Linked DNA regions of Homo sapiens: region 2 is linked to region 1. The links are chromatin loops, found by intact Hi-C in ENCODE. Cell type or tissue: HepG2. All regions are shown on one strand.

Evidence for each region. Peaks named below come from ENCODE experiments on the same cell type or tissue, not always from the same donor. Only the 100,000 strongest peaks of a DNase experiment are listed, where the experiment ranks them.
Region 2: a loop joins it to region 1, with 7 times the contacts of the local background. A loop is called at or near these places in 1 of 110 quality-filtered maps.

Annotation. Positions count from the first base shown.
Region 1 is chr12:118,712,110-118,716,109 of GRCh38, reverse strand. No RefSeq gene overlaps it. Among named protein-coding and RNA genes, the nearest start is that of LINC02423, 48 kb to the left of the region's middle. In HepG2, a CTCF peak has its summit at 1,916 (motif pointing left); DNase peaks (open chromatin) are centred at 1,389 and 1,879.
Region 2 is chr12:118,779,470-118,783,469 of GRCh38, reverse strand. LOC105370017 (a long non-coding RNA gene) reads right to left here and starts at 2,430. Exons shown (of 3, transcript XR_001749169.1): 1 at 2,333-2,430. In HepG2, no CTCF peak of the experiment used is centred here; a DNase peak (open chromatin) is centred at 2,409.

The DNA.
Region 1 (4,000 bases):
AGATGAAGATTTATTGACTCTCCTTTAGTGCTTCATGAAACATTACATTTGGCTAATTTAGGAAGTATATCAAAATAAGAGATACCCATCTATGTGAGATCGATTAGGAACAAAACTGTCATGAAGCAAAGGGCTCGAGTGACTGAGGTGACCCTTGACCTCATTCAGAGCTAGGGTCCTTAACAAGCATCAAGAGCAGTCCAAACCTGAGATGGCAAATTCTTACCATAAATGATACCACTCACCCATGGCAGACATCACTAATCAATTGCAGCACACTTTCACCACAGATACAGCCTCAAATGCTTCTCCACTGTAATTTATTGGGGATGCCATACAATATTAAACCCATTTTCCAAACTTGACCTGAATGTTCACACTGTTTGTGTAATCTTCATGATTCTAACAATCTCCTTAACTATTTTCTCTTTATGTCTCTAACAATGTGATCTTAATAGCATCCTATGTCATCACGGAGCAGACTACTTGCATCTTATATTGCCTCCTTTCATGAGAACTCTTTTACTTTTCTAAATTGCACTTTGGTGGGACATATTATAAGACAGTCAAATGAAATCCATGTTTTCTATAAGGGCATCACTGAGGATACTGTCCATTACTTTACATAGTGTCTTCTCTATCAGGCTGCAGGAGAAAATATCAATGACTTTCTGGTCTTAGAATCAGGAATAGATGTGTCTCTCCCGAGCCACCAGATTTTTCGCCTTATGAGCTCTACGCATTCTTTGACTGACACATTTCTCTCTCTGCACTGGGATGCTTACAGACCAGGATCATACTATTTGCCATGTAATTCATGCATTAATCTCTTTCCTGAGTTCATCTTATTTTTCCAGATAGTTTCCCTTCTTTGTCTTATTTATCTTAATTTTTATTTATTTTATTCTGTTGTTTTTCATGCATCCTTGTAAGCTACCTTGAATATTTTGGAAAATAAACTTGGTATAAACAGATAACTGATATCCTAATGAATGTGAAACATTATTCAAGCTCTTTAATATCAAATTCATGTGTGAATGTTAAGGGTGAGGGTGCCCCAGACTTTATTTATTCAGAGGCGGAATGCGTAAGACCATATTTTTCTCACTTTCAGCATTTATTCTTTTTCCACTTACTCTGAAGACTCTAAGAAAGGTGTATGGAAGGGAGAGGGTATACCTGCTTCTCTGCTTTATATATGCTGTTACAGACATGAGATCACAATACAGCATCCTAAATTTGCTTGCCAAAAAGCACACAGTTTAACTGTAATACCAAATGCCCAGAGATACCTAACGTGGCAAGATGAAAGAATAGTTACTCTCATCATCCCCCACAGTCACAGTTGTCTATTGCCTAAACTACTTGTCGAGGCCACTATGCTTTGAAGTTAAATCTGTGGACTTTGAAGCCATACAGTCCCGTGTTTAAATCCCCATTCTACCCTTCAAAACTGTGTTTACTTAACCTCTTTTCATAAGCCTACTTTCCTCTTCTGTAAAATGTCTACCTATTTGCAGGGGTTGTTGGGCAGCTGAAGTGAGATAACATACGAAATGCATTTGGCACAATGATTGGCACTTGGTGAGTGCTTAATAAATGGTAGCTATCACTTTAGATCTTTTGTTACCCTTGTCCCCCTTAACTTTAACCTTGTAAATTGAGGGCTCTGCTTTACTATACCTGATGGAGGTAGAGAATAATGTGGTTTATTACATCCCTACTAGCATTAACCCAGGATCAAGCACATAATGAGTGTTTCATATCTTGTTGCTGAATATCTGCAAGAGTGTGTCCCTGGAGGCATTAAATATCAATAGACTTGCTACAGAGTGTGATATCGCATTGTAGTGTACTACTTCCTCCTTCCTAGAAAGCCCTCTCTTCAATTTGCACCAATTGCATTCATAGCGCCCTCTGCTGGCTAGCAACAGATATTTGTCAATAACAACAAATAACCGCCCAAACTCAGCATGACATTTGCTCTGAAGGAACAGAAAGGAAGAAAACAGACATGTACTGAGCACTCGCTGTGTGCCAGGCAATGTCCTGGACACGTCCATCATCTGCACATGAAATTGTGTGGTTTGTGAGCGAACAGCCTCATCATCCCCCCATCAGGTCAATTCTCCCTATGTGTAAATTCTATGGCCCAAGCACCTAACAATCTATATTATTTTCCAGGTCAAAGGAAATAACAGGAGGATTAAAAATGTATCTCAGAAATCCATAGACAGAGCCCAAGAAGGCGGCAAAAGGGGGAGTCCTGGTTAATTTCAAGATGCCAAACAGCTTTCCGTCAATTTCCAGGACCTAATTTTCCCCCCTTCATTCTCAGAATTGATGTTTATGTTTCCACCAGGATAGAGACCAATTCTCCTTGGCATCCTCCATCAGAGAGAATCAGAAATTTTCCACCTGGGATGCTACAAACTGCATTTCTCAACACAGTTCTGGAATACAGGGTATGACCAGCATAGCTAATGCTAAATGATCAAACCTGAGGTGCTCTAACTTTATAACAATCGTCATCAGGCAGCTGGAGTTTCACCAAAGCGTGGCGCCTCTTGTTCTCCGAGATTCAAAGAGCAAGAGCACATCAATCTGGCAGCAGCTCCCCAAGGAAAGAGCAACATGAGGGGAGGTTGGGTGAAGGCTCTGTCACTTCCAACTGTGTGACTTTGGGCACATTGCTATCTTCCTCTGAGCCTCAGTTTACCCATTTTTGAAATGAGGATAAAAGCAGAACCTCATTCAGAGGGTTATTGGGAGGATTCAATAATAATACAGAGGTCTTAGCACAGTGCCTTGCTCATGGGAAATGTGCAGCAAATCTTAGCCAAGCTATAATAAGCAGTTTGGTGTTCATCCTTCTCTAAGAATATCCCTCACTCCACGCTCCAGTGAAACCCTTGGCAGCTATATTTATTCTCTCTGAGCCCCACCCCCTTATCCCACCTTCCCAGCCAATGGTGGCTGGACAGTGGAGGACACCTCCCTAAAACTGGACCAATCGGATTCTCCCTCCCACGAATCCCTGGGATAGAATTAAAGGGGCTATTCAGGCTCTGCTGGCTGTTTAAACTGAAGACATGGAAATTCAGGAGTCAGGAGGATGACATTTGCCACCATGTAATCACAAAAGAAGAGAAAGAGTCTGTGGCCACCGAGTGAGAGAGAAAGAAAGAATATAGGTATTCGTTCTAGTTTTAGACCTTTTCCAGCTCACAGTTCCAGGGTCATGGAAGACCTGGATGCACCTGCTCCCCATACACTTCCTGATACAGTCCCGGGGGCTTTTAACAAGCCCCACTTTTTCCTTAAGCTAGTCTAAGGAGATTTCTCTTACTTGGAGAAGAGTGCTGAGACCAAAGCAGAGACTTCAGGGCCCAGGCCCTTTTCTTGAGTATATGCAATTCCTTGGGATTTAATAAGGGATTCTACGAGAGAGGAAAGGAAAGGGAGGAAAAATACCACTTAATGGGCCCTTATTGGATAGCAGCTCCTCTGTGAGTGCACTCCTGAATGTGAGACAACTGTACAAGATTGGGACACTCATCACCATTTTAAACATGGTGAAATTAAAATTCAGAGAGGTCGAGGAAATGGCCCAAGGTCACACAACTTAAGATGTGGCAGAGCTCAGATCTGAACCCAGGTCCATCTGAATCCATGTAAGTATATCTCATAAATCTGGCCATCACAAACTGGGGCTTAACTCAGTGTCATCATCATCATCTCCATCACTATTATTCCCATAATCATTACTCACCACCAGAATCACCACCGTGATCATCATCACCATCCTAATGGATAAAATTTATTGTTATTCTATATTGTTAGACTATTCAAATAGTCTTCGTATTGAATATTTTATGCTCATTAGCTCATGACACGCCTTTGAAGAAAGCGGTGTTACCATCTCTATTTTACAGGTGAGGAAACAGGTTTTGCGAAGTTAAGTCACTCATCTGAAGTCACTTTGCATGTAGAGCTGGGA
Region 2 (4,000 bases), 67 kb before region 1:
AGCTGCTTTCCTCCCACCTCAAACCCCATCTTCTCTCCCCTCTGTCCACTCAGCAGTGATGGATAGTCTTATGTTTGGGGTCTCCCAACATCCATGTTTCCTTTCCAAACAGTAGCCTAAATATCCTTTCTGAAGCCAGCACTCCCCTCTTCTCAGCCATATTATTTGGGTAGACTGGCTTCAGCCATTAGTATAGCCCACCTCCTGGGCACATGATTGGTTTAGGGATAAATACATGTAGCCAGCCTCAAGATCCATGAGTTATTGGAACATGTTTGCAGAGGTTCTTAGGAAAGAAAAGCTTTCTCTCTTTTCCACAGGCACTATTAGAAAGAACTGTCCCTCATCCCTCAGACAACACGGTGGGAAGAACTCTGACAACCATCCTATGGCTGCACAAAGGAGATCCTGGAGCCTGGGAAGAAACAAAGTACCTGAATTCTTGGTGACATCCATTGTGCTGCTACAATAAAGCCAGCCTGCATCTTGATGCACCTCTGGACTTTTCAATTACCCTAGGCAATAAATTCTCCTGATTGTTTAAGTAAGTGTGAATTGACTTTTATGTCACTTGCAACATAAAGTCCTGACTGATGCACCATCCACCTCCAAAATCCAGCTCTGAATGATTCCTTACCCCCTGCTGTGGCCCCAGAGCCACTCTACTCCCCCCAGTGCTTCCCTCCTCTTGATGCCTCCAGCTTGTGCTTGGTGGGGACTCCCCTTTCAAAGACTCTTGGGTACATGTCCTACCCACATATAACCAGCACCTTCCTCTGGCTTAAACCCCTTCATTGTTACATAATTAGTGTGTACCTTTCCAGCTCCACCTGCTGTACCAGTGAACCTCATGAACAAGGATGATATTTGGGGTGGTGGACTGTCACTAAGGGGAAGGTGCACTGGACTGGGAGTTAGGTCTTGGTCCTATTTCTGACCTTCATCTACTGTGTGACTTGAGCTAGGTCCCATAACCTTCTCAATGTTCTTATCTAAAAAATGAGAGTTGGAACAAGATTTGTAGGTTTTCAATCATGTTCTTTGAGATCCTAGCATTCTAAATGGCTGTCTCCAGGGCCTCTGTGGAAAAATGGGGATTGACTAGAGGTGTAATGCCCACCCATATTTTCTGCTCACTTTCAGCCACAGCTGCTTAATGAAAAAAATTAAAAGCCACTAGAGAAAATGATATCTAAGAGCTTAGGGTAATCATCAAGGCTGTTTCCCAAGAAATTCTGGTTCTCTTTCCAGGCACATGTTAGGATTACTCTGCTTCACCCTCTTGAATTTATGTATTGCCATTTGCTCATTTCAGCTAATAAAATGTAAGTACAAGTGATATATGCCATTTTCAGGTGAAAGCTTTAAAACAGAGCATGCAATTCAGCATATCACCTTTTCCCTGCTATGGAAATGATTGTGAAAACAGATCAACATGAAGCCTCGATTTGCCTATTTTCCTGAAAAGCTTTGAGCAAAGACCCCCCCACCCCCAAAACAAACCAGTATGCCTTTGTCACACTACATGAATGAGAAATAAAGTTTTGTTATGTTAAGACTCTGAGATTCAGGGTTATCTGTTTCTATAGCAACACCCAGCCTATCCTGACTGATATACAGATGGTGAAACTGGGGCTCCAAGAGGTTAAGTAAATTGCCCAGATTCCCACAGCTGGTAAGTGGCATGGTCAGGACCTATACTCAGACCAATAATAATAATTGCCTCCATCGCATTTAAGAATTGAACCCAGTCATGTCTGAAGCCAGATCCTACGAGCTCATGAGAGCTGACTGTGGGTATCTCTTCTCAAGTTCATATTTAGCGACTTCATATGGTAGCTTGAAATTGACCGTGGTGGTATTTATACCATGGATATGAGCACATGCTACATACAATTCAGGGCTTTTCTGTGGGAGTCCTGATCTGCTAAATTTGTTCATGGAAATTCCCGGAAGCTCATCGAGGACACCTTTTGGGATTCCGTAAAGTATATTTCATTAATGAGACAGAATCTGCAGTGAGACTAGCACCATGCAATGGAATCACAAATTGAGTTGTTAAGAGAAAGAAGAGAGAAGGTGCTCTGCAGGATGGCTAAAAAGTATGCTATGAGAGCAAGAGGAAGAAAAAAAATTCCGTGGAGGAAAGAAAGATCTTCCAATAAAAAGAACAGAGATTTTAATCTTTGCAGCACACATTTTGTCAAGTCTGCATAATTCATGAAACACAAGAACATCCGGAGGACAGCTGAAGTTCAGGGCAGAAGATCAAGTTGACAAGATTGGCTTTGGGGTAAAACAAGCGGATGGGGGCTTGGCTGTCGGAACTGACCTATATTTCTCTGTGTTTACTCTTCGGCAGGAGCTGTCACTGTTCATCCATCACCCCGGCTAGGCTGCACCCGAAGTCCAGTTTTCCCTAGGGGCCTTTGGAACCTGGAACCACAAAGATGGCAATTGTGTAGGGTTCTGGTCACTGTTCCCACATATCCACACCACTGTAGTCATTGATAATGACAGTAACTCTGCCACTTATAGGCAGGGTGACCTTGTGCAAGAGATCTTACTCTGTAAGCCTCAACTTAGTCTTTGTAAAGTGGAGCTGATAAGAGCTCCTAAGTCATAGGGCTGCAATGCACAGTGCCTGGAATATAGTAAGTAGTTAATAAATTAAATACCTAATAAATATTGGTTATCAACTTTTAGTACTACAATAATTATTATATCTAATAATGCCAGCACATTTTAAGAGCTTTGCTTAAAGTACATTTTTTAATCATCACAGCAAGCTTATGAGGTAGTACTATTATTGTCCCCATTTTCCAGATGGGGAAACTAAGTCAGCAGAGGGAATGTCATTTGCACAAAGTAAGTGGTAGAGTCAAGCAGTTACAGAGCCCCTGCTAAGTGCAAAGCAGTTTATAAATATTATCTCATCTCCGCCAAACAACTTTGAGAGTTAGGGATTATTGTTTCCGTTTTAAAGATGAAGAGATGGAGGCTCACAGAGTTAAATTAGCTAAGCCCAGAATACCAAGCAAGTAAGCAGCAAAGTGGGAATGCAAGCCTAGGTCTGTCTCTTAGCGCAGGTTTCATTCAACCACCTTTCGTTCCCACAAATATTTCCCAGAAATAAAAGCAGCCACACTTACTTTTTTTAAAATTATAATAGAAATGTTTATTTTATATGTTGTGATCATGTAAAACTTGGAAAATAAAAATAGAAACAAATTCAAATGACAATTTGTAGTTTTTTAAGGTGCTTCTATATACACTGTCTTTTCAAGAAACACATTTTTGGTTTTTTTAATTATTATGCTTTAAGTTCCAGGGTACGTGTGCACAATGCGCAGGTTTGTTACATATGTATACATGTGACATGTTGGTGTGCTGCACCAATTAACTTGTCATTTACATTAGGTATATCTCCTAATGCTATCCCTCCCCCCTCCCCCGACCCCACGACAGGCCCCGGTGTGTGATGTTCCACATCCTGTGTCCAAGAGTTCTCATTGTTCAATTCCCACCTACGAGTGAGAACATGCAGTGTTTGGTTTTCTGTCCTTGTGATAGTTTGCTCAGAATGATGGTTTCCAGCTTCATCCATGTCCCTACAAAGGACATGAACTCATCCTTTTTTATGCAGCCACACTTATTAAGGCTAATTCATATTTATTTCATTTAAGATATGCAAGACACTAGGTTAAGCCTTCTACAAGCATTCTCTTCTATAATTATCTCCACAGCCCCAGGCAGTGGGTATTTATCTTCATATGACAGAGTTGAAAACTGAGGCACATAGAGGTTTTACTTGGCCAAGGTCACACAACTAGAAAGTGGCAATCTGGGGAATGACTCCAGAGCCTCTTCACTAACCACTGGGATGTATTCTGTGAAGCTATAGGGTCTACTCAACAGACATCCTCCACCTGCCATGAGAATCCCAGGTTCTCTCATTCCCTTTGACCAATATCTAAGCAGGTGTGCTGACGAGGGGATG